Regions from separate parts of the Mus musculus genome. Here region 2 is linked to region 1. A link is a contact called in ENCODE Hi-C or POLR2A ChIA-PET data. All regions are on one chromosome and are shown on one strand. The core of a region is the stretch at or near the end of the contact, and the rest is flanking DNA. Distances in the headings are between cores, read along the strand shown. Region 1 holds the start of Spdya (speedy/RINGO cell cycle regulator family, member A). Region 2 holds the start of Trmt61b (tRNA methyltransferase 61B).

Region 1 (6,261 bases), core at 161-2,660:
TCGAGGCCAGCCTGGTCTACAAAGTGAGTTCCAGGACAGCCAGGGCTATTCAGAGTAACCCTGTCTCAAAAAACAAACAAACAAACAAACAAAGAACTGAATTCTATTTGGGTTCCTTACTTAAGGTACTTTCTGTTGTGCCATTTGCTAATGGACCTGAGATGTTTACTCATTTTCATTTTTAAAAATTGAATGCTTATGAGTGTCTTGTTTGCATGTATGCATGTGTGCTACATGTGTGCCTTATGTCAGCAAAGGCCAGAAGATGATGTTGGATACCCTAGAACTGTAGTTACAGGTGGTTGTGAGCTGCCACATGTGTGCTAGGAATTTGAGCAGCAAGTACTTTTAACCATAGAGCTGTCTCTCTATCCCTGAACCTGAGATCTTAACAACAGTCGAATTAGCTCCTACTCAAAGGGCTCATTGTATGTATGTTTAGAATATTTTTTACATTATTATGGAAACATACCTTTTCAGTGTACTTCAGCATCACGTAGCATCAGTTTCCTTAAGTTCCTGACTCAGTGTTTCTTGTTAGAGATTTTATAGGTGAATTGATAGCCTGAGAGAGGTTGAAGATCTAATGGGCTGGTAACACTTTTGTCTAAGCCATTAACATTACCATGACCTTGGTTTTATCTACTCAGTCACATTTTAAGGAAGTTCTACAAAACACTGAGTACAGGTAGCTAAAAGGGGGAAGATTCCACAACCCAACTCATGTTGTCTGTTAATCTCTGGATGTATGGACCAACCCAAAATTCCACAGAGAGTCTTAATTACCAGTTCAGTTACTAGTCTACTTGAGTTTGATAACAAGTCAGAACTGTATGGTGCTCTCATACTATATATATAAAGCAGATTCTGAATTGGAGGGGTGGGACTGGCAAGCGTTGATTATGCACCAGCTATATCCCAGGAGTCTCAGGAAGGCACGGGCATGACAAAAGGAGCATTTAGGGCTGTGAATGGAAGAACGTTGCCCTTTGCTCACTAAAGGCCACTTTATTTCACACCTTTTGAGCTAGCATGCGTGGGCTCTTTCTCCTCTTACACACTTGTGCACAAGGGAAGAAGCACCCAGGTCCAAGGCGCGAGCAGAGAGGCAGGGAGGGGGAACGGCAAGCAGCCCTGGTCCTTCAGGGCAGCCCAGTCCCCTCGTCCTGTCCGGGGCTCCTCAACCGCTCCGCACAGCCAGCGTTCGAGGGAAAGCGCGACCGCATCAAGATACAGAGAGCTGGAGCGGAATAACGGCAGAAGGCGGAGGCGACCCGGTCAGCGAGGGGCGGGGCGGGGCGATAGCGCAGGCCCCGCCCTCGGCGGTTCCCGTGCTCTGATTGGCTCCCGCGGCCGCGCGCTCCCGGCCCTCCGCTTGAGGTTCTTAGGCGGGTTTTGCGGCCTGCGGCTAGCGACCCAGCACGCAACCGCCTGAGGTAGATCGCTGAGGCGGAGGCTGTGGGGCCGCTCGCTCTTCGCCGGCCTGCGCAGGTACCTTCACCTGCCCGCCCGCCCGCCGGGGCCTGATGGCGGGGTTCTGGGTGTCGCCTGTGCCCTCCCTCTCGCTCCCACAGTCCTGCGTGAGGAGGCGGGGACGCCTCAGCCCCACATCCCCGCGGCCTCGAGCAGCCCCGCCGGCCCCAAGGGCCGGGCATCCCGGAGGCGGGGACGGGAACTGGCGGTGCGGGGCGAGAGGAGGGAGACCGGGCAGTGCGGCTCCGGCGGGTGGCGCGGGGTTGGTGCGCGGTGGGGAGCGAGGCTCGGCCTCTTCACGGGGCTGAGGGATGAGTCCTGCCGCTGTGTCCCGTGTCCCACGCCCCCGGCCCGAGTCCTCCCGGGCTGGAGTTCTGAGCTGTCGCGTCTCATCGCGACACCTTTAGCCACTTTCTCCAAAAGTACGAAAGTTTTCCTGCCTACCTGCCCCCTGTCGTCAGCGATTGACTGTCAGATGCTCACACGGAGAAACTATTTCTAATATATATATATGTGTGTGTGTGTGTGTGTGTGTGTGTGTGTATGTATACGTGTGTATACACACACACACATATGTAATATATATAGTAACCACTAGCCATACACATACATATGATCCTGTCGCCAGAGTTTCTTCAGATGCTTACAGAATTCAGCTGTATGTACCAGACAAACAGAACCCCAGACCTCACACACCCGGACATCGTCTTTATGAATTTTGCTGTGATTTTTTTTTTCCCAATGTTGGGTCGAATGCATGCCACTGAGTTGAAGGATCTTTAACTTTTATGTTGTGAGACTTTTCCTTCAGAGGTCCAAATCGATCAATATCTGCTCACCCTAGACAGGGCATTCGTGACAGAGCAAAGTAGGGATTCCACCCAAGTCCGCTTTGGTGAAGCCCGGGTTTACAAGGGTATCTGTGGGAGAGGGCTTACTGACAGATAGAGCCTGTGTGGCTCAAGCTGCGTCCCTGAAAAGTCCACCCAGCTCAGGGGAAGCCCTGGGAAAGCTGCCGTCCTTACTGCTTTAGAACCTTGGACAGGGGCCTGTCGACTCTTGGGAGTTGTTTATTTTTCTGAGTCTTGTTTCGTTACTTCGTCTTAAGCAGCTTCCCTTTAGGACAGAATGTGTCTTGTTTGGAGACAATCAGCGAGCTTCTCTTATTTCCCCGTTCACTCTTTCTCTTGAGAAATGCCTCATCGTTTTTTCACTTGTTCTTTATTTCTTCCCTCTTGCATTAGAACTCTTACTCATTGATGCATCTAAACAAAGAGCTAAATTTAAAAAAAATACAGCAAAGTAGAATTTGACACAGGCTGCAGTTTTTCTTCGTAAGCTCTTAACTGCACAAACTTTGATTCAGTCTTTATGAACTTTAGTGAATCTCTATTTGGGAATTTCAGCCATTTCCTTTCCCTGTTTTCTCAAGTCTTAGATGAAATAATCTGATACATGAAGTTTGCATTTTCTTATTTTGTTTCAATATAAAAACATTGTTTAAAAGTCACTTACCATTGAGTAAAACTTAGCTCCTGGACAATGTAGCACAGTGTTCTGCATTCTGATATATCTGTCTTACCTCTGAATCTAGCCCTGCCCTGGTCCTTTTTGAGAAACTTAATGACTGTTTGGTTTTTTGTTGTTGGGTCGTCCCCCCCCCCCCAGAAGAAAGGCAGATGAAGGAATCAAAAGACAAATAATTGTAGAACTAATTATAATTTCCATCTATTTTGGTTGTTGGTTAGTTCTGTTTGTTTCGCTTTGAGTTGTCCATGCTGGTCTTTGAGATATATGTTGTCCACGCTGGTTTCAGACTGAAGATACAGCTGTGGCTACAGATGCTGTGACTAGCCTGGTCTCAGACTAAAGATACTTTCCTCCCTCTCCCTCTCCCTCTCCTCTCCCCTCCTCTCCTCTCCCCCTCCTCTCCCTCCTCCTCCTCTCCCCTCTCCCTCTCTCTCTCCCCTCCTCCTCTCCCCTCTCCTCTTCTCTCCCCTCTCCCCCTCCCCCTCTCTCTCCTCCCTCCTTCCTTCTCTCCTCCTCTCCCTCTCCATCCCTTCTTTCTTCCTTTCTACACCACACACACACACACACCCCTACCTCTTGCATTCCTGCTGCCTTCTAAGGCCAGGAAAGGGCATTGAATCCCCTGGAACTGGAGTTGGATGCTTATGAATCACTATGTGAGTGTTGAGATTCAAACCTGGGTTCTGTGGAAGAATGGTGAGTGTTCTTAACTATTGAGCCATCTTTCTAGGCTCTCTGCCTAATTCTTTATAATCTAACCCTACACTGGTTAATACAGTAACCACTAGCCATATGTGACCATTAAACACTTGAATTTGTCCCGGTACAACAGAAAAGTTTGATTTTTACTTAATTTAAATATAAAATGAAAGGAGTGTAAAATACTATCCTATATAATTTTTTTTTGTTATTGTTGGTTTTTTTTTCAAGACAGGGTTTTTCTGTATAGTAGCCCTGGCTGTCCTGGAACTCAGTTTGTAGACCAGGCTGGCCTTGAATTTACAGAGGACCGCCTGCCTCTGCTTCCCAAGTTATGGGATCAAAGGCATGTGCCATCACTGCCCAGCACTACTTCATTTTTATATGACTGTATTTCAAACTATTTACTAATCAGCATCAAAACTGAGACATGTATAAGGCATTAAAAATCTACCAGACTTAAATGATTTAGGATTTCATTAATGATTTCAAAATGATTTCATTAATTTTATATTGATTAGATGTTAAAATTATATGTTAGCTCTATTGTATTAGATATACAAAAATTAACTTCCTTTTTTTTTAGCGCTGAGGATTGAGCCCAACTCTTGTGTGTCCTAAACAAGTAGCTATAGTTCCAGCCCTCGTGGGTTTGTTTGTTTGGTTTTTTTTTTAGTACAGCTTAAAAAATATAAAATTATGGGGGGCTGGAGAGATGATTCAGTGGTGAAGAGCACTGTCTGCTTTTCCAAGGGATCCAGGTTCAGTTCTCAGCACCCACATTGTGCTCACAGCTGTCTGCTACTTCAGGTCCAGCACATCTGAAATTCTCAGACATGTGCAAGCAAAATACCAATGCACATAAAATAAAAACAAACACAAAATATAAAATATGGATATGACTCTCAGATTGAAGGTATCCAGCTAGTTTTTATATTAGGTATAGCCTCACCTCCAGCAGGAAAGCTTTTAAGAGTCAGGAGAGAAAATCTGTACATAACTCTCTGAATGCCAAGGGTAGTGTGGCTGCCTGGGTCACTGTGAGTCATAGATCAGAGGGTCTCATTAGGATCTTGGAGTTGTTCTCACTTTATTTATTCATTTTTCGATTCCTTATTATTATGAAACAATTCAACCAAAAGGTAATATTAATTGTAATAATATCCACTAGTCACCAACAAATCCCAAATAGTAATGAACACTCATATTGTTGAATAATGACAGATAACTTTCATTTCAGACTTACATAGCACTATATATTAATATATGCTTATAGTCAGCCATTCAGATAGGATGGTAACAACTTTAAAAATTAAATTACTTTAGAGCTGGGCATGGTACATAGCTTTAAACCCAGATTCAGGAGGCAGAAGCATGCAGATCTCTTGCGAGTTTGAGGCCAACCTAGTCTATCTAATTAGTTCCAGGCCAGCCAAGGGCTACATATTGGGACCCTGTCTCAACAACACCCGCCCCCCCCCACACATATGCACATCAATTTGTAAGAACCCTACAAAGCACATGTGCCATTTATTTGCTAAAACTTTTCAGAAAATACCAATAACTGCTTATTGAATATGGAGACTTTGTGACCCAGAAAAACTTACCAGGAAAGAAGGAAGACCACAAAAAAAGAACAAACAAGTTTCCGATTTGATTTTGAGTTCCAGAATAACCAAAGCAAAATGGACGGAGAGGGGGTATTTACTCAGAAGCAGCAGAGCATTTCTGAGTACTGTAAGAGCAGTTTCTAACATGATCCAGTGTTACAACTAACATTTTAATAGCAAAATCAACATTTGATATGACTGCATCTGATAGTATGCAGTTAGTTTTTATATAGAAATGCATGATGTGATCAATAATCTTGTATTTTTATTTTTATAGGAATCTTGGGAAGCTAAAATGCGGCATAATCAGATGTATTGTGAGACACCACCTACTGTCACTATTCATGTAAAATCAGGCTCAAATAGGTCACATCAAACCAGAAAACCTATTAGTCTGAAACGTCCTATTCTTAAAGATAGTTGGGAAGCATCTGAAAACAATGCTCAGAATAACAAATCTAAGCGGCCCAGAGGGCCTTGTCTAATCATACAGCGCCAGGAAATGACTGCTTTCTTTAAATTATTTGGTAGGTGTAAAACATTTTGTTAGTCTAGCATTCTTAAATATCGAAATGTAAATCTATTTTGTCAGTTATTTACAGTGTATTTATTTGTGCGGGGTTGGGGAATGCACACATCCGGCATTTTTGTGGAGGTCAGAGGACAACTTGCTGTGAGTAGGTCCTCTCCTTCCATCATGCACGTCCTAGGGATTGGACACAGGTTGTCAAGCGTGGTGGTAAGTGCTTTTGCCCACCAAGCCATCTTACTAGCCCTCTTTTGTCATTTTATAATGAAAATATTCAAATTGATCTGTTTAGGCTATTTAAATCTAAATGTCAAGTGTGTATTTTGAGCAATTCAGGAAACAAATTTTGTTTGACCTGAAAGAGTATAGAGATTCAGATGAGGTACTAACCCAGTTTGACTATGCCCAGCGTTTTCCAAG
Region 2 (6,814 bases), core at 2,681-5,180, 47 kb after region 1:
TGTGCTTCCATACCTGGTCTAGCATTGCATAATTTTCATTTACATCTATGGCTAAGGTTGAGGCTTCCTTGGGTGTCTATGTTTATGGAGAGTATATATGTGTGGGAGAAGGTCAGGGGTTGGTACTGGATGTCTTCCTCTCCTGCTTTCCCTATTTTTCCAGACAGGGTCACATCACTGACCCTGGAGTTCACTGATTCTGCTAGACTGGCTGGCCAGTGATCTCTGGAGACCCACCTGCCCCAAGTCGTCCTTTACTCCAAATCTTACTGCTTTGGATAAAAATTAGCTCATTCTACCAGAGCCTGAGTCTGCTTCCAAAACAGTGTCCCCTGGTTGATGTCGTTAGTATCACTTATATCCTATGATGGAAATACAGTGTGGATGACTCATAAATACATGCTGAGCACTCGTTCTTGCCTTACACTACTGTCAGAGGGTCAAAAACAGGAATGGAAAGTGAATTAGATTCTGGCCCTGCCCAAGAATTTATATTTTGCTTGATAAAGTGAAAATTCAGAGATCAATTAGCAAACCCAGCAGCACTACAGAACCAATGAGAAATTACAGATGAGGGCCATAAGGGCTCAGAGGCAGCAGAGCAGCTAGTGTCTTCGAACTATCAGGAGAACTGAAGAAAACTCTCAGAGTAGGGATGGTTTTAAACACAGCACAGGAAGGATGTGCACTGCTCCCTTCGGAGGGGAGACAGACTTAAAAGCCAGCCTGAGGCATTTGCACTTGGCCTGGTAAGCAGTTAGGGCACATTCCTGAGGCTACAGAAAGGGTATTTTATGAAGATTAATATGGCAAGGAAATAGATGAGAGACTAAAAATCAGTTATCAAGTTATTAGACACCCTTTGCTAGAAATAATGAAAAAAATCCAATGTAAGCAGAAGAGGAACTTGACCAAGAAATTGGCTGTCCCTCCCTTGTTGAGATGGGGGTCTCAATGTTCCCCAGGCTAGTCTCAAACTGACTATGTAGCCAAGAAACTGAACTCATCTTCCTGCCCCCACTTCCACATGCTGGGATTACAAGTATGAACCACTGCATACCAACCCAACAAAGAAAACTCTGTTTGGGTAAGAACTGTGTACTGGAAAGAAGGAAGGGAAGGAGAGGGGAGGGGAGGGGAGGGAAAGAGAAAAGAAGGGAAGGGAAGAAGGGAAGGAAGGAAGGGAAGAAGGGAAGAGAAGGAGGGAAGGAGGGAAGGGAAGGGAAGGAAAAGAAGAAAGGAGGGGAGGAAGAAGAAGAGGAAGGAAGAGGAGAGGAGGGGAGGAGGAGAGGAGAGGAGGGGAGGGGAGGGGAAGGGAGGGGAGGGGAGGAGACGAGGAGAGGAGAGGAGAGGAGAGGAGAGGAGAGGAGAGGAGAGGAGGAGAGGAAAGAGAAGAGAAGAGAAGAGAAGAGAAGAGAAGAGAAGAGAAGAGAAGAGAAGAGAAGAGAAGAGAAGAGGAGAAGAGAGAAGAGATGGGCTGGAGATATGGTCAGTGATTAAGAGCACTGGCTGCTCTGATCTTCAGAGGCCCTGAATTTGATTCACAACAACCACACTGTGGCTTACAACCATCTGTACTGGGATTTGATGTCCTCTTCTGATGTGCAGACATACATACAAGCACTTATACATAAAATATATAAGGAAACAAACTTTTATTTGCCAGAGTGTGATGTCACATGCCTTTAATCCCAGGAGGCAGAGGCAGATGGATCTAATAATTCGAGGCCAGCCTGGTCTACAGAGCAAGTTCCAGGACAGCCAGGTCTACACAGAGAAACCCTATCCAAAAGAAGAAGAAGAAAAAGAAGAAGGAGGAGGAGGAGGAAGAGGAGGGGAAGGAGGAAGAAGAGGAAGAGGAGGAGGAAGAGAGGAGGAAAGGAAACTATTAACTTTTAATTTAGAACTATAATATTAGGGAGTTTAGAACCTTGCTATGTAGACTAGGCTAACCCAAAATCACAATGCATTTCCCGCCTCTGCCTGCTATGTGCTTAAGGCATTCACCACAATAGCCTGCTAGTTGTCTAAAAGCTAAAGAGCCTAGACACTAGTTTCACTAGTGGTGAAACATCTGCATGGCTTTGCTGCCTTTTGTGGGGCTGGGGTAGAGTGTAATGGAACTCCATCCTTTAGGCAGATAGGACCTCTGTAATCTTGAAATCAGAGTAGCTGTGATTATTCAACTGAGACCCCCAAAAATCCCATGGATGGCCTATTCACCTTCCCTCCTTGAAGTGGGGCAGGGGGTGTGTGTTTTAGCCACCAACTCCTGCTCACCCACCCAAACCAGCCAACTTCCCCGCCTCCCCATGGCAGTTTCACATGGTCTTAGGGTGGCACAGCTTACAAGAGGTAGGTTTACTGGGTTTGGGACTCCAGGGCTGTGACTTTAGGAAGGAGTCATCCATGGTTGGATGGGGCTTTTCCAGACTCCTTGGCATGTCTACACAGCAGTACTGAACTCAATAATCACACTGGCTTTAACCCCAATAACCAAACAAACTGGACTTGGATGGAATGGTCTGTTGGTGTCCTAACTGAGGTGAATAGCCATTTATGTGCCGCTCCCTGAGGAAAGGAATGCAGGGCTTTTGGTGCAGTCTAGGCAAGCCTTCTACTACTAAGTTACATCCCTAACCCTAATACAAATATGTATGCGATAATGGATTTCCAGTAACATTCCTTATTAAGTATCATTATTAAAATACTGCCACAGGGCCTGCGAGATGGCTCAGCCAGTAGACACGAAGGCAAGCCTGGTAACCCGAATTTATTCCAGGATCCCAGGTGGCAGAAGAGACTCTGGGAGAGTTACCCTCTGACCTCCACACTGTTTGCAAGTTCTCATTCAGGGCCCACTCCCCAAATATTAAAAACAAAAAAATATGGTATTATTACAATGGTACTACAAAATGTACCCCCAAACAGTTCAACATCCTAAGATCAATACCCATACGCTTCAGAGCTGTGGGGAACAAACAGGTACGTCTCTGTTTAGCGAGTCCATACCATTCTGCTAGTAAACTGGCATAATCTTCATTTTAGATAAGGGAGTGGCAAATATCAAATGTAAATTCTGTTTCCTTCTAAAATTATCAGTACCTGAACATGTTTAAAAATCCAACATGCTGAAAAACTCCAAAGGTCGGTGATGAGAACATTCATCGGACTGTGGTAGTGCGCCGTCCGTCCTCGCCCTTCCTGGAACCCACACACACCTAATTCCCATGACAATACTTTTGGGATAGGTTCCGGCGTTCCCTCTTCCATCAATATACAGAGTCCTCCAAAGGTGGCCTCCGCAGAGAACTCTTACCGGGAAAACATGTCAGGATCTGGCCAGGATACTTGTCCTCGATCTCCCTGAACGCAATCGCTCCCCAGTTACTATTAAAGTGTCCGACGTTGCAGAGTAGGACTAATTTCTTTAATTGTGATTCTCTCTTTCCCGCCAGAGCTTTAATAAGCATCCCCGACTGAAAAGAGTCCTCTGGAAAGGGACCAGGAGGAGGCAGCGCGAAGCTCTCCGGGCTCGGTAGCCACTCGTGTCCAGCACGCGATCCTCGGAGTCATATCCTGTAGGGTCTCAGTGGCCCTGCTCTCCGCTCTGGTCCTCCGGATCTCGAGGGGGTAACTCCTCCCTCGAAGTTCCCAGCCCGAGCCTTTCCACATACTAGAGACAACCGGGTCCCGACGATCCGGACGCGGGCAGCACGGGAAGGGAACGACCGGTGCACGCGCTCTCCAACTCGCGTGTCCCCAGGCAAGGACCCGCAACCCCGGGAAATGAGCTCGCTCACGAGGCACCGACCCAAAGTCAAGCAGGAATGAATCGGCTCTGAGCTCTGATCGCCTCTCGGGCGCCTCAACCTCACAAGGAAGAACCACGTCGTCCTTAGAGAGCCTGACGTCCGGAGCAGGTGCTGTCGCACACGTGTGACGTAGCCACCGCCGTGCCCTTTGCCCGGTTTTGGGGTAGTGCAGGCTGTGGGCTCCCCCGCGTCGCCGACAGAGTGCGTCACCGCCTTGGCGTCCAGCACATGCGGTGGCCCGAGCTTAGGGCTCGTTGGCCTCCGGGCTAAAATCCTGGCTTTCCGCGAGTGGCAAAAGCACAGAGTTTACTTACTGCTCACCAATCTCCGCTAGCCGCCCAGGGACAGGAAGACCCGGGAAGACTAGACGTGGAACCTGGACAGTCTTAACCAGGTTTAAGTCACTAGTGGTGGTGGACAGGACCGTCACCCATCATCCCCAAGAGTCCAAAGTCATCTAGCCCAGAAAAATCGTTGGTCAGGCGTCATAGGACGCACTGCTTGCTGACCCGCACACCTTGCTCATAACTGGGAGGTCTATTTCGAATGGCTAGGGACTCTCTGGTCAGCCTCAGCCCGAGGTCTAGAGTGTTCACAAAGGTAGAGTAAGGTGGCAGTAGCCACCGGGGGTATAGCTCAGTGGTAGAGCATTTGACTGCAGATCAAGAGGTCCCTGGTTCAAATCCAGGTGCCCCCTTCCTATAATTTTGGTGGCACATTCCAGCACTTGGGAGGCAGAACCAACCTAATTTACATAGTGGGTTACAGGATAGCCAGAGACTATCCGATGGCTAAGCTACAAAATAAACAGGAAAAAAAAAAAAAAAAAAATCAACACAACTGTTTTAACCACCCCGCCTACCCAAATAAACACTTCTTTTCCTGTGCGCCACCACTGCCCAGCAATAAACACTTCCTAAAATTGAAGTTAGCCGGGTGTGGTGGCGCATGCCTTTAATCCCAGCACTCGGGAGGCAGAGGCAGGCGAATTTCTGAATTCGAAGCCAGCCTGGTCTACAGAGTGAGCTTCAGGTAGCCAGGGCTACACAGAGAAACCCTGTCTCAAAAAACAAATAAAATTTGTACAACAGCACATCTGTCTCAAAAAACCAAAAACAAACAAACAAAAAAACTGAAGTTACCTTTTGCACTCAAAGTTAAATATCATTAGCCTGCCTATAAGTTTATTGAGAATCAGACAGTACCATGCACATATATTGAAAATTTGCAATTCAGTTAGAAATCAGTATTTATGACCTACTATACAAAGAAGATTAAACGACGTCAGCAAGTCCCCTGACAAGGTAGCTGAGAAATGGGATGGTGGGATTTCTAACTAGGTTGACCACGTTCAGCAGCTCTTGTTGATGGTACCATACACCTTTCTAAAGACTAAGGAATGGTGGGGTGATAGCTGGGTGTGTAAAAAGTGCTTGCTTTGCAAGAACTGGGATCTGAGTTTGATTTCCAGAACTCATGTTTAAAAGGGGGACAGCAAGATGGCTCAGCAGATAAAGGTACGTGCCAAAGAGATTGATGACTAGATATCTATGGTAGGATTCCAGTGGAAAAGCAGACTTTCCTCTGATACCCACACATATTTTGTTGCATTCATTTCCCTCCCTCCACTATTTCTTTTAAGTCAGGGCATGATGGCGCATATTTACATACACAACTCTGATCCCAGGGAAGCAGAAACAGGCAGATCTCCCAGCACAGCCTCCATTTCAGGAGACTTTCTATTTTCCATTACTAACACTGTGGCGGGATTGTTTGGCCACAGTGTCTGTCTCCTAGGCTTCATTATGCTTTGGGGTTCGGAGAATAGATCTCTCTTATCCCAGATTGTATCCCTGAAATCCTAGCATGAGCCCTGAAGGAACGGATAAAGGAAAGACGCAAAACAAAGCCATAGTACTTTTTCCCTTGCTGGCAAAGTACATTTGCTTGTGATGCCGCTTAAAATATGAAAACAGATCAATGCTCAGAGACAGGGAGAACAGAGCTCACAAAGTCACTTAACTACTGAGTTACCGTATCAGTTCCTCTGCTCAGAGATCAGAGAAGAGGATCCCAAAATGGACACAGTCTATGTAAGTGTCACTTTTTAGACAATATCTCCTTTCTGCAATTTTGTTTTTGTTTTTGTTTTTGTTTTTGTTTTTTTTTTTTGAGACAGAGTTCTCTGTGTAGTCCTGGCTGTCGTAGAACTCATTCTATAGACCAGGCTGGCCTAGAACTTAGAGATCTGACTGCTTCTGCCTCCTAAAGGCTGAGCCTAAGGGCATGAACTGCCACTGCCTCCACTTCCCCCCCAACACACACACACACACACACACACACACACACACCAATTTTTCAAATTTATTTCTTTCTTTCTTTCTTTCTTTCTTTCTTTTTTTTTTTTTTTTTTTTTTTTTTGGTTTTTCAAGACAGGGTTTCTCTGTATATCCCTGGCTGACCTGGAACTAACTCTGTAGACCAGGCTGGCCTTGAACTCAGAAATCCACCTGCCTCTGCCTCCCAAGTGCTGGGATTAAAGGCATGTGCCACCACCGCCCGGCGATTTTTCAAATTTCTATAATCCATTATTATCCCAACAAGGAAGAAAAGTGGCTTTCACCTATATCTGTGCTGGGGAGAATGTGGAGAGCAGTGAGCTTCGGGAAGTCAAAGAGGCAGAAAGATTCAGATTGGGTGCCATTTGTGGAGAGACACTACCCTGCGTGACCTCGTTCACAGAGAAGTTCTCAGAGCAGAGGATCGCCACAACTGGACTTAGAGCTGGATAAGTCCTTTAAAGATGCCATATATGTAGCTTTTTATCTCCATGCTTATTTTTAGTTTTCTTCAAAACATACTTTAGAAAAATGGAATTCTGGGTAGTTTTCTTAAATAATAAACCCAGTTGTTTTCATTTAAGTTTTCCAAAGTTGCTATAATTGCTCAACTATATTCTTTTGTTAGTGGTTGTGGATTTTTCAGTTATATGCATCATT

Evidence for each region. Hi-C counts contacts between places; a loop is a spot of excess contacts on that map. ChIA-PET counts read pairs that join two places held with the same protein, here RNA polymerase II (POLR2A).
Region 2: a map of T-helper 17 cell shows a loop between it and region 1 (2.1-fold over the local background). The contact joins the promoter of Trmt61b here to the promoter of Spdya in region 1. A Hi-C loop is called at or near these places in 3 of 37 maps with a recorded cell type or tissue (T-helper 1 cell and T-helper 17 cell). POLR2A ChIA-PET finds 5 or more read pairs at or near these places in 3 of 5 experiments (Patski and embryonic stem cell).

What each region holds. Positions count from the first base shown.
Region 1 is chr17:71,550,651-71,556,911 of GRCm38, forward strand. Spdya (speedy/RINGO cell cycle regulator family, member A) reads left to right here and starts at 1,411. Exons shown (of 7, transcript NM_029254.1): 1 at 1,411-1,491; 2 at 5,590-5,839. The coding sequence starts at 5,608.
Region 2 is chr17:71,594,831-71,601,644 of GRCm38, forward strand. Trmt61b (tRNA methyltransferase 61B) reads right to left here and starts at 3,931. Exons shown (of 6, transcript NR_027952.1): 1 at 3,106-3,931. n-TCgca52 (a tRNA gene) reads left to right here and starts at 4,441; the gene lies at 4,441-4,512.